Linked DNA regions of Homo sapiens: region 1 is linked to region 2. Evidence: read pairs that join two places in POLR2A ChIA-PET (ENCODE). Cell type or tissue: OCI-LY7. All regions are shown on one strand. Links, peaks and the distances in the headings refer to the core of each region. The heading gives the core; the rest is flanking DNA.

What was found. Peaks named below come from ENCODE experiments on the same cell type or tissue, not always from the same donor. Only the 100,000 strongest peaks of a DNase experiment are listed, where the experiment ranks them.
Region 1: POLR2A ChIA-PET joins it to region 2 with 5 read pairs; 8 of 35 experiments call an interaction of 5 or more read pairs at or near these places.

The regions. Positions count from the first base shown.
Region 1 is chr12:45,981,797-45,988,214 of GRCh38, reverse strand. The region is part of intron 1 of SCAF11 (SR-related CTD associated factor 11); the gene reads left to right. Among named protein-coding and RNA genes, the nearest start is that of SCAF11, 5.6 kb to the left of the region's middle. RefSeq lists a silencer at 1,463-1,512. In OCI-LY7, for the core only: no CTCF peak of the experiment used is centred there; DNase peaks (open chromatin) are centred at 1,394 and 3,534; H3K4me3 peaks cover 2,385 bases; H3K27ac peaks cover 3,296 bases.
Region 2 is chr12:45,925,915-45,932,332 of GRCh38, reverse strand. It overlaps SCAF11 (SR-related CTD associated factor 11), which reads left to right. Exons shown (of 15, transcript NM_004719.3): 10 at 721-827; 11 at 3,474-6,191. Among named protein-coding and RNA genes, the nearest start is that of SCAF11, 61 kb to the left of the region's middle. In OCI-LY7, for the core only: no CTCF peak of the experiment used is centred there; no DNase peak of the experiment used is centred there.

The DNA.
Region 1 (6,418 bases), core at 432-5,431, 56 kb before region 2:
ATCACCTGCTTTTGTCTTTTAAGATGTAAATTGTACCTTGACTTACCTTGCCCAGTGAAATAAACTTAAAATCCAGATTTTTAATTATACTCTGTCCCCCAAAATAAGTTAATAACCTTGCACCTTGTCTTGCTTCTGAGCAGTAATAACTGTTAGTAGTGCTGAGTAGAGCCCAGAGTTAAAATATCCAGTATCATTCTCTTGCTATTCCCAAAACTCATCTTTGCATTGTATTTTTTTAAGTTGTGTCTATGAACTTAATGTATGAAATCCTAGTACATAGACACATAAAAATTCAATACATAACGTAAAAACACAACCACTATTTTGCTTTCAAAAATATCTTCCTAAAAAGTCACTGTGACCTTTGCTGATCTACAGTCTTTAACACTCCATAGCCAGAGTGATCCTGATAAAATGTCAGGTCATGTAACTTCTTTTCTCAAATGGCTTCCCTTCTCAGTCATAGTAAATTCCATACTCCTATGGTCTACAAGGCTCTATGATTTAAGTCTCTTCTTCCTCTCTGACTTCATCTCCTCACCCTTTCTCCAATCTCCTTTCCCCTACGCTGTTGTGGTCTTCTCTAACTACTGTGTATAAAACAACAGCCTTCCCCCGATATTTTGTATCTGTTTTTATGCTAGATTTTTCTCCATTGCATTTATCATTTTGCAACATATTGTGTAATCTAACTTAGGTTTATTGTTTATTTTCTTCACTGTGATTTATCTTCTGTGAGATCAGCATTTGTCAGTATTTGTCACCTAAACACCTGAACAATGCCTTCAGTGTAAGTTAATGAATTAACCTGCTTTCAGCTGTAAACGTTACAAATAGTGATTGTGGTTTGAAACTTTAGACTAAGCAAGTCTCAGTCTGTAGCATAAACTGCCAAGTTACTTATATCCATGCATGTGGGCCATGTTCATTTCAGGGGTCCTTGTTTTTTGTTGTTGTTTGTTTTGTTTTTGCTTTCAGATAGCATCTCGCTGTCTCCCAGGCTGGAGCGCAGTGGTGTGATCACAGCTCTCACTTTGGTGCCCAGGCTGGTCTCAAATTCCTGGGCTAAGTAATCATCCCGCCTTGGCCTCCCAAAGTGCTGGGATTACAGGAATGAACCACCACACCCAGCCTAAGGGGTCTGTGTTTTTAGAGGAGTATAACAGTATGTGACCTTGAAACTATCATTTGTCTTAATATAGAAGGAGCTAAGAATGCCTCAGCTAAGAGTAGAGCAGTGCATTAGCCTGATTTCATGCTGCTGACATACCTGAGACTGGGAAGAAAAAGAGGTATAATTGGACTTACAGTTCCACATGGCTAGGGAGGCCTCAGAATCTTGGTGGGAGGAGAAGGGCACTTCTTACATAGTGGTTGGTGGCAAGAGAAAATGAGGAAGATGCAAAAGCGGAAACATCTGTTAAAACCATCAGATCTTGTGAGACTTGTTCACTACCATGAGAACAGTATGGGGGAAACTGCCCCCATGATTCAAATTATCTCCCAACAGGTTGCTCCCACAACACGTGGGAATTATGGGAATACAATTCAAGAGAGATTTGGGTGGGGACACAGCCAAACCATATCAAGCAGTATAACTATCTTATTGTTAAAAATGTTGTCATTTAGAAGCCATATTAATTTCTTATAGTTCCAGAAGGCAAAACTAGGATTGTGGTGATGTGTATTGAAAGGGAGGAGAGAGGCAGCAAGAGATCTGGGAGAATTAGTTAGCAGGCTTTTTTAGTAGTCTGGGAGAGATGAGGATAGCTTGAATTAGGATGATAATTGTGGAGATGGGCTCAGTGGATGGGATTTGAGACCAGCAGGCCTTAGTTAATAGATTGAAAGTGAGGGAGAAAGAAATTTGAAAGATGATTTCTGGATTACATTCCTGGGTTGTGCCAGATAAGGACCAGAGCTCTTTTGGTTTTAACATATCAGGCTTAAAGTACCTTTGGAGCTTTCAGGTAGAAGTTCCTGTAAGCAATTAGATACATGGTTCTGAAATTCAGAGGAAGAGTATTGGCTGTAAATGGAAAACTGGAATCTCCCATACAGGTAATTGGAACTATAGGTATGGATGAAATTGCCTAGGTGAGGGAATATAACTTGGGGGAAAAAAGGCCTAGGATGGAACCACAATGACCTCTAACATTTAAAAAACTTTGCTGGAAGAATGTGAGCTCCCAGAGAATACCGTGAAGATCAGAGAAGTAGAGGGTGAGTGGGGTGTTACAGAAACCAAAGAAAGAGAATGTTACAAGGAGATAGAAGTCAAGAAGAGAGAGTTGGGTCAAGTGTTGATAAGAGCTTAATAAGGTAAGAACTAAAAAAAATTCTGTTGAGTGTAACAATGTGAAGCTCATTGGCCTTTTGAACAAGCAGGACAGTAAGGTTCTTATTTTCAGATTGATGCTTCTCTAATTGCTTAACTAGATCTAAAAGTATTGAGATCAAAGTTTAAGAAATTATCACCCATATTACAGAAGATAGCTAATGTTTATCAGATATTTACTATGTGTCAGCCACTCTGTTGTAGACATTTTACATACATTTTCATTTGATCTTTTCGGTAGCCTTGCAATGTTGACTGTGTTAGTCCATTTTACAGAAATGAGTCTGGGGCTCTGGAGAAGTTAAATGACTTGTTAAGTGTCAGAGAAGTTGCTAAGTATCTATAGCTGGGTCCATCTGACTTTCGGCCTTCAGTTGTTTCACTGATCTAGAGGAACCTCTAGATCAGATTAAGGTACTAGAGCTCAAACAGAATGGTAAAATCTTCAGTATGGGGTATCTAAGAAGTATGGGGTAAGGGGTGCATCCCAGGACAGGATGTCAGAGCCTAAGTAGAGAAAAAAGTTATGCAAAGAAGGTAGGGAACAGCAAAGGCAATGGGAAACTGGCCACATGCAGGGGGTTGATCAAATTTAGTAAGTAATGATAATGAGTCAGAGTTCTCCTGGTGAGAAGGGAGTTATAAATTTGGTAATGGAGAAAACAAGAACAAATCTTGCGGACTGAAATTGGAGAAATTGGTACCAATTCATGGTTTTCTACACATAGACATTGAAATAATTAGAGCATCCAAATCTTGTTTTCTAAATACCTTTCTCCACTAAAAGCAACCACTCTTTGGAGGAATGGTTGATTCCAGTGCTGGGGCAGGGAAAGTACAAGGTGAGCTTCATTTTCTTATGTCCAAAAGTAAGGAAGTGGCTGGGTGTGGTGGCTCACACCTGTAATCCCAGCACTTTGGGAGGCCAAGGCAGGTGGATCACTTGAGGTCAGGAGTTCAAGGCCAGCCTGGCCAATGTGGCAAAATCCTGTCTCTACTAAAAATACAAAATTTAGCCAGGTGTAGTGGCCCATGCCTGTAATCCCAGCTACATGGGAGGCTGAGGCACAAGAATCGCTTGAACCTGGGAGGTGGAGTTTGCAGTGGGCCAAGATCACCACACTGCACTCCAGCCTGGGCGACAAAGTGAGACTCCACCTCAAAAAAAAAAAAAAAAAGGAAGTGCGAAGAGCAAGTCAAAAGAAAACAGAAACTATCTTGAAAGGCTTTCACTAGCCAAAGCTGAGATAATCTCGGAATAAATAAATAGCAAGTTTAATAAGGAATGGGCTATTTTACAGTCTCAAAATACTTTTCCACAAAAATGCATGTTAATTACCAATGGGACAAAAGTAACTTTACAGTGAAGACGCTTGGATGATATTACCTCAATCAAGTTATCAAAGTGCACATCATCAGTAATGAGACAAACAGAAATTGTATGCCATTTGACAGGACACAATGAGAAAAACACATCATAATTACTGTCAAATAGTGTACAACCTGAATCTAACCATAAGGAAATATCTGGCATCCTACAGAAAGAAAACTACATCTGAAAAAAAATAAAAGGAAGTATCAGGCAAACCCAAATTGGAAGACATTTTGCAACAGAACTAATCTATAAGCTTTAAGGAGTACAAACAAGGTCATGAAAGTCAAGACTGGGGGACTGTTCCAAGTTGAAGGAGTCTAAAAAGAAGTAATCCCTTTTTCTTTTTATTAAGGTAAAAAGAATCTTAATCTGGGTTCCCTCACTATTCGTAACATGAGCATTTTGCTCACTAACTTGGGCTCCAATGCCTCCAGCCAGAATAGCAGCATACAGACGTGTTCTTTTAAAGTTTATACTTATTCCTTTTTGTAAAAGATTATTATACCAACACTTTTAGTGAAAATTAAAAGTGTTCTCAATCTTTAAACCCTCTTGAGTAAATTTAAACCCTCTTAAGACTCACATCTCTATTAGGGATAAGACTAAACTTCTTCCTTTTTTATCCTTTCTTTTACCCTAGACTTCTCAGATGTACTTTTAGGGTTGTCTTTTTATTGTAATTTTGACAGTAAGGTAAAAATTAGTTCAGTCTTTGTGTGTGTGTGTGTGTGTGTGTGTGTGTGTGTGTGTGTGTGTTTTAGGTTTAGGAGTCAGTCAGACCTGGTTTTGAACTCTGGTTGTCCTAGATGACTGATTGTCACCTTTTATAGGTGATCTAATCAGTATCTCAATTTCCTCACCTAATTTTTTAATAACATTTATCTAAGTCCAGTGGTAATAGCAGCTAACTCTGTCTCTGTTCATACTCTTAAGTTAGCTTTGTTTAGTGGGTGATTTTTAAGCCTTTTTAATGCAGTGTTCTGTTGTTCAGTATTGACGGTGTTTTAATTTTTTAAATGTATCGTGTTCTGGTATTTTGAGGATTAAATGTGGAAAGGCATGCCAGAATGTGTAGTTCATTACGTAGTATATTGTAGGCATTCACTCTACCCATAGTTCTGAACTCCAGGTTTGTTGATATCTATGTGTCTATTAGGTCTGTGCCCTAGGGGAGCTTAGTCCTAATCAGGCCTTCTTTTTTGATATCTAGTCTTCTTTCCATTTTCTCCTAACTAGTTTCTCGTACTTTCCATCTCTCCACCACTGCCACCTTTCTGCTACTACATTAAGCTCAAAATCCCCAATTTAAACATCTTATAAACCACTTTCAAAACAAATAAATGGGAGAGAGATAGACTTGAAGTCCACCTAAGGAAACACAACGTAAGTCCTAATTGGACTTAAGAACATTAACTTTTTGCACTTTATTATCATTATTTTTCTTTACTTGCCTCAGTCGTTAGTTACTCCCCCACTGGTACATTTAAAAAAATGTCTTAGAAACTCTTTGCCTATTTCTCACATTTGGCACTTGGCATATGCTATCTTGTTCATCTTCTGTATCCTATGTCTCCAAGTCTACTCCTTGTACCGGGAAGTGATACAGTATCTTAATCCGTCTTTATATTCCAATACCAGGCTCAGTACCCTGACCACAGTAGTTATTTAGCAGCTTAAAGTAAACCAAAACAGAAGTACAAACATGAAAGACAGCGGCCAAAACAACACTGTTATAAAAATTCTCTGGGATCAATGAAACAGTCTACAAATGATAGGTTTTGTTTGGTTTGTTTTGAGACACAGTCTCATTCTGTCACCCAGGCTGGAGTGCAGTGGTACAATCTCGGTTCACTGTAACCTTTGCTTCCCAAGTTCAAGCAATTCTCCTGCCTCAGTCTCCTGAGTAGCTAGGATTACAGGCGTGTACCACTACACCCGGCTAATTTTTGTATTTTTAGTAGAAACGGTTTCACCATGTTGGTCAGGCTGATCTCGAACTCCTGACCTCAAGTGATCTGCCCGCCTTGGCCTCCTGAATTGCTGGGATTACAGTCATGAGCCACTGTACCCGGCCCCGATAGGTGATTTTTTAATGTAAATATACGTATAGCACTATTTTGTATGCCTAGATGGCTTGTCAAGAAGAATGATTCTGTAAGCTGTTATAATGGGGAATAAATATTAATGACTCAAAAAATTTATAAGCTATCACTCACCTGAAAACTTCATCATAGAAAACCCTTCAGATAGGACAGTTTTAATGTAATAGGTCATATTTCTTTAGAAACTGTTGTGCATGTCCAGTTACTTAAGACATCAGCTTGAGTAATATGAGGGAGATGGATGAAACGAAATAGCTTCATTGTTTCAAAACTGCCACAGAACTAGATATAATTAAAACTGAATGGAGGGTAAACAAATCCACTTAGACTCTTTAAAAAGGTTTAAAATATAGTTCATATTAATATAGCCATTCCAACCATCGTTTATTATTGTTTGCATTATTTGGCATATCTTGTTCTATATGTTTAACCTATCTTTATTTTTAAAGGGAGTTTCTTGTAGACAGGCATATAATTCAGTCTTTCTTTAAAATCCAGTTTGATAATCTCTTTTAATTGGTGTGCACGATTATTTACATTATTTACATTTAATATAATAATGTTTGTTCCTCTATTTTCTTCCTTTTTTGGGAGGTATGG
Region 2 (6,418 bases), core at 811-5,810:
TTAGGAGACCTAAATGAATAAGAAAAAGAAAGCCAAGAAGTGGTTTGGGTTTGAATGGAGAAAATTTGAAGGAGGGGGTCTTAACAGGTCTCTAGGGACACTGAGAACTTTGAAGAGCCATCACCAGGTCGAGGAATTTTAGAATATAACATAGTGGTATAAATCAGTTCCTTGGTTGCCTGGAAAGGAGGGAGAAGGATACAAAGGAGTGTGAGGACACTTTCTAGGGGGGCAGAAATGTTCTCTTTCTTGATTGGGGTGGTGGTTAACACAGACATATATATATATATATGCACACACTTTGGTAAAAAGTTAGCAAATGTACGCTTAAAGTCTGCATTTTATGTTGAATTACACCTCAAAGTTGATTTTATTTTTTTAGAGTAGTGAAGAACATGATGAAAGCTGGAAAAATTCTTGACAAAATACTACATAAATTATTTCAAAGAGAAACATCTGTGTTAAGTTGCTTTCATCTTTTCTTTGCCATGAATTTATCAGAAAAACATACTTTTAAAGGTTTTTTTCTGAATTTTAGCCAATTGGTAGCTATCTTTAGACAAGGAGTAACCTTGAATTTACATTTTTAGCTATTTGGGCAAAAAACATTTAAGCACTGTATTTTAATATTGCTAACCTGATTTAGAGAATTAATACTTTTAAATTGGTGGTTTAATTTTTTAAACCATTTAAACAAAAATGTCTTTATTATGTTTTCAGAATTGGTTTTATACCCTGGAATGTTGAAACAGAAGTCCTTCCTCTCATTTCTTCTGTGTTGCCAAGAACTATTTTTCCAACAAGTACCATATCTTTCGAACATTTTGGTAAAGTTTGTGAAATCATTTTCTATTTTAAAAATTATTATTATTAGTTTCTTCCAGTTTCATAAAAATGTGTGTTTGATGACTTAGAAAAGCTGTAAAGTAAGGCATAGTAACTTGTAAATACGTCTATAAATATTTGGACAATGACTTAACTTTAGAATTGCTTCAACTAGAGTGTATGTATATATAGATAGATAGATACATAGTCTCTCCATATATCTATATACACACACAATGGAATATTATTCTGCCACAAAAAGAAGGAAATCTTGTTTGTGCCAACGTGGATGAACCTGGAGGACATTAGGCTAAGTGAATAAGGCAGGCACAGAAAGGCACATAACCACATGATCTCACTTATATGTGGAATCTAAAAAAGTTGATCTCGTAGAACTAGATTGTAGATTAGGGGGTGGGGTAGGTGTGGTGGGGTGGAGGTTGTTGGTCAGAGGATACAGTTTCAGCTGGATAGAATAAGTTCTAAAGATCAATTGTGAAACGTGATGACTATAATAATACAGTTGACCCTTGAACAACATAGGTTTTAACTGGGTGGCGACATTATACATGAATTTTAAAAAATAAATATATCGGAAAATGTTTGGAGATTTGCAACACTGAAAAAACAGAAAAATCGCATAACCTATAAATAGTGAAAAAAATTAAGAAAAAGGTATGTCATTAATGTATAAAATATATGTAGGTACTAGTCTATTTCATCATTTACTACCATAAAATATATACAAATCTATGATAACAAGTTAAAATTTATCAAAACATATACACACTCAAACCACATGGTTCCACCATTTGCAGTCATAAGAAATGTAAACAGCTGTAAAGATACAGTATTAAATCATAGCTGTGTAAAATTAAATATAGTACGTATTTACCAGTGTAACAATTTTTGTGGCCGCCACCTGTTGCTATTCTGGTGTACTCAAGTGTTGTGAATGTCTGGGAGGTTGAGGCTACAATGAGCCATGATTGCACCACTGCACTCCAGCCTGTGCAACAGAACAACAGCCTGTCTCAAAAAAAAAAAAAAACAAAAAAAAAACAAAACACAACGCAAAACCTGGTTTAATGTAATCATCTCCATGTGAGCATTTGTCTTTCTAATAGATTGCATATCACAGTAAAAAGTGATCTCTTGCAGTGCATGCATATTTTTCATAGTGTTTAGTGCAATACTGTAAACCTTGAGTAACACCTTTGGGACCCACATAAGTGCCATTAGTGATGTAGGAAGTGCTCCCAAGAAGCAAAATTATGGCTTTATAAGAAGAAGTTTAATTCCTTGATAGGAACAGATTGAGATCTATAGCTGCAGTTGCCTGCCATTTCAGACAGATGATTCATCTTGTAAACAAATGATATAAACTTAGGGTATCAATAAATACAGTACAGCATTATAATGTATTTTCTCTTATGATTTTTGTAATAACCTTTTCTTTAGCTTCTTTTATTGTAAGAATACAGTATGTAACACATAACATAAAAAATATATTAATTCACTGTTATCAGTAAGGAGTCTGGTGAATAACAGTTAAGTTTTGGGGAGTAAAAACTGTTTCAATTTTTGACTGTGTTGGGGGTTGGTGCTCCTAATCCCTGTGTTGTTAAAGGGTCGACTATATTGTATTTTTGAAAATTGCTAGAGAGTGGACGTAAAGTGTTCTCACTAAACAAATTATAACTATGTGAGGTAGTGCATATATTAAGTAGCTAGATTTGGTCATTCCACAATGTATATGTACTTCAAAACATCATGTTGTACATGAGAAACACAGTTTTATCTGTTAGTCAGTTTTAAAAATAAAAAATATTCCAACTAGAAACTCTGTTGTAGTTTTTGAAATTACAACTTGGAGGCTTTGAGGAACTGATTAGAAGTCTCCTTTCTGTTTCAGGCTTTCATATCCAAACCATAGATCTTTAGAAGTAACATCTGTTAATTAATTATTAATAAATAGTTTGAGTCTTTATTAATTCATGGATAACTTGACCATTTTCTCTCTCCTTTTGCTTAGATAATCCCAGATCATGGCCGGGCACAGTAGCTCACGCCTGTATTCCCAGCAGTTTGGGAGGCCGAGGCAGGCAGATCACTTGAACTCAGGAGTTTGAGACCAGCTTGGGCAACATGGCAAAACCCTGTCTCTATTAAAAATACAAAAATTAGCTGGGCATGGTAGTGCATGCCTGTAGTCCCAGCTACCTGGGAGGCTGAGGTGGGAGGATCGCTTGAGCCTGGGAGGTTGAGGCTTCTGTGCGCGATGATTGCTCCAGTGATCACGCCATTGCACTCCAGCCTGGGTGACAGAGTGAGACCCTGTCTCCAAAAAAAAAAAAAATTAAGCAAGTAGCAGTTACAAGACCAAAAGTTATTTTCCTTTTTTTTTTTCTCTATAAAATTGCCCATTTGGACCAAATCTAGTTATAACTTATTTCAGTGTCATTAAGAAAGTTGATGAATAAGTCATATTACTCAGATGTTAGTAGCTATGCATTTATTAATAGTTTTATTTATAAGTATTTAGTTTCACTCTGTTGCAGACTATTTTATGCTAAAATTAGCTAAAGCCAAATTACTATTTCTTAAAACATATTTTTTACTTTTTTTTTTTTTTTAAATATTATTAGGTACTTCTTGCAAGGGATATGCATTAGCACATACTCAAGAAGGGGAAGAAAAGAAGCAAACTTCTGGTACATCAAATACCAGAGGATCAAGACGAAAACCTGCAATGACAACTCCTACAAGGAGGTCTACACGTAACACAAGAGCTGAAACAGCCAGTCAGTCTCAGAGATCCCCAATATCAGACAATTCTGGGTGTGATGCCCCAGGTAACAGTAATCCATCTTTAAGTGTTCCCTCTTCAGCTGAGTCAGAAAAGCAAACAAGACAGGCTCCAAAACGGAAGTCTGTAAGAAGAGGAAGAAAACCACCTTTACTGAAAAAGAAACTTCGGAGCTCTGTAGCTGCCCCTGAAAAATCATCTTCCAATGATTCAGTAGATGAAGAAACAGCAGAATCTGACACATCACCTGTGTTAGAAAAAGAGCACCAACCAGATGTAGACAGTAGTAACATTTGTACTGTGCAGACTCATGTAGAAAACCAGTCTGCTAATTGCTTGAAAAGTTGCAATGAGCAAATAGAAGAAAGTGAGAAGCATACTGCAAATTATGATACAGAGGAAAGAGTAGGATCTTCATCTTCTGAGTCTTGTGCTCAAGATCTTCCTGTGCTAGTTGGTGAGGAAGGGGAAGTTAAAAAACTCGAGAATACAGGTATAGAGGCTAATGTTTTGTGTTTGGAAAGTGAGATTTCTGAAAATATTCTTGAAAAAGGAGGTGATCCATTGGAAAAGCAAGACCAGATATCTGGACTTTCACAATCAGAGGTAAAGACAGATGTATGTACAGTTCATCTTCCAAATGATTTTCCTACATGTTTAACATCTGAAAGCAAAGTGTACCAACCTGTATCTTGTCCCCTAAGTGACTTATCTGAGAATGTAGAGTCAGTGGTTAATGAAGAAAAAATAACAGAGAGTTCCCTAGTAGAAATTACTGAACATAAAGATTTTACACTAAAAACAGAGGAGCTTATAGAGAGCCCCAAGTTAGAATCTTCTGAGGGTGAAATTATACAGACAGTGGACAGACAATCTGTTAAGAGCCCAGAGGTTCAATTGCTTGGGCATGTTGAAACTGAAGATGTAGAAATAATTGCAACATGTGATACTTTTGGGAATGAAGATTTCAATAATATTCAAGACTCTGAAAATAACTTACTAAAAAATAATCTTCTGAACACCAAATTGGAAAAATCTTTAGAAGAAAAGAATGAATCGCTGACCGAACATCCTAGATCTACAGAGTTGCCTAAAACACACATTGAACAGATTCAGAAGCATTTTAGTGAGGACAACAATGAAATGATACCTATGGAGTGTGATTCATTTTGCAGTGACCAAAATGAATCTGAAGTTGAACCATCTGTAAATGCTGATCTTAAACAAATGAATGAAAATTCTGTGACACACTGTTCTGAAAATAATATGCCGTCTTCTGATCTTGCGGATGAAAAGGTTGAAACTGTTTCTCAACCATCTGAAAGCCCAAAAGATACCATAGATAAAACCAAAAAGCCTCGTACTCGAAGATCTAGATTTCATTCTCCATCTACAACTTGGTCACCCAACAAAGACACTCCACAAGAAAAGAAGCGGCCCCAGTCTCCATCTCCCAGAAGAGAAACTGGGAAAGAAAGCAGGAAGTCTCAATCACCATCTCCTAAGAATGAGTCAGCCAGAGGCCGGAAAAAATCCCGTTCTCAGTCCCCAAAAAAGGATATTGCAAGAGAAAGGAGGCAATCTCAGTCTCGGTCTCCAAAAAGGGATACTACTAGGGAAAGCAGAAGATCTGAATCACTGTCCCCAAGAAGAGAAACTTCTAGAGAGAACAAAAGATCTCAGCCAAGAGTGAAAGATTCTTCCCCAGGAGAAAAATCCAGGTCCCAGAGCAGAGAACGAGAAAGTGATAGAGATGGGCAGAGGAGAGAGAGAGAAAGGAGAACCAGAAAGTGGTCTAGGTCCAGATCTCATTCTAGGTCCCCCTCAAGATGTAGAACAAAAAGTAAGAGTTCATCATTTGGTAGAATTGACAGAGATAGTTACTCTCCCCGGTGGAAGGGAAGATGGGCAAATGATGGTTGGAGATGTCCACGAGGAAATGATCGGTACAGAAAGAATGACCCAGAGAAACAGAATGAAAATACAAGAAAAGAAAAAAATGACATCCATCTAGATGCTGATGATCCAAATTCTGCTGACAAACATAGAAATGACTGTCCCAATTGGATAACAGAAAAAATAAACTCTGGGCCTGATCCAAGAACCAGAAATCCAGAAAAGTTGAAAGAGTCTCATTGGGAAGAAAATAGAAATGAAAATTCAGGAAATTCTTGGAATAAAAACTTTGGTTCTGGTTGGGTATCTAACCGTGGTAGAGGCAGAGGCAACCGTGGCAGAGGCACTTACAGAAGTAGTTTTGCCTATAAAGATCAGAATGAAAATCGGTGGCAAAATCGAAAACCCCTCTCAGGGAATTCAAACAGTTCAGGGAGTGAATCTTTCAAGTTTGTGGAACAGCAATCCTATAAGCGAAAAAGTGAACAGGAGTTCTCATTTGATACACCAGCAGATAGATCTGGATGGACATCTGCATCCAGCTGGGCCGTGAGAAAGACTTTGCCAGCAGATGTACAAAACTACTACTCACGACGAGGCAGAAATTCTTCAGGTCCACAGTCTGGATGGATGAAACAAGAGGAGGAAACATCTGGACAGGGTAATGTATTCTTGTTGGTTTATTGATACTGTTTTATTTGAAGAATTATAAATTTAATATGTTATTTGTATGAGTTGAAATGATCCTTATTTGTAGTTTTTATAATAAGCTGAACCTTAGTTGTTTACAAGTCACTTAGCATTATATAAATATATATACACGTACGTTTATCTACATAAGTATATTATTAATGCTACCTCTGCTCCAAACCTTGCCAAAGACTTAAA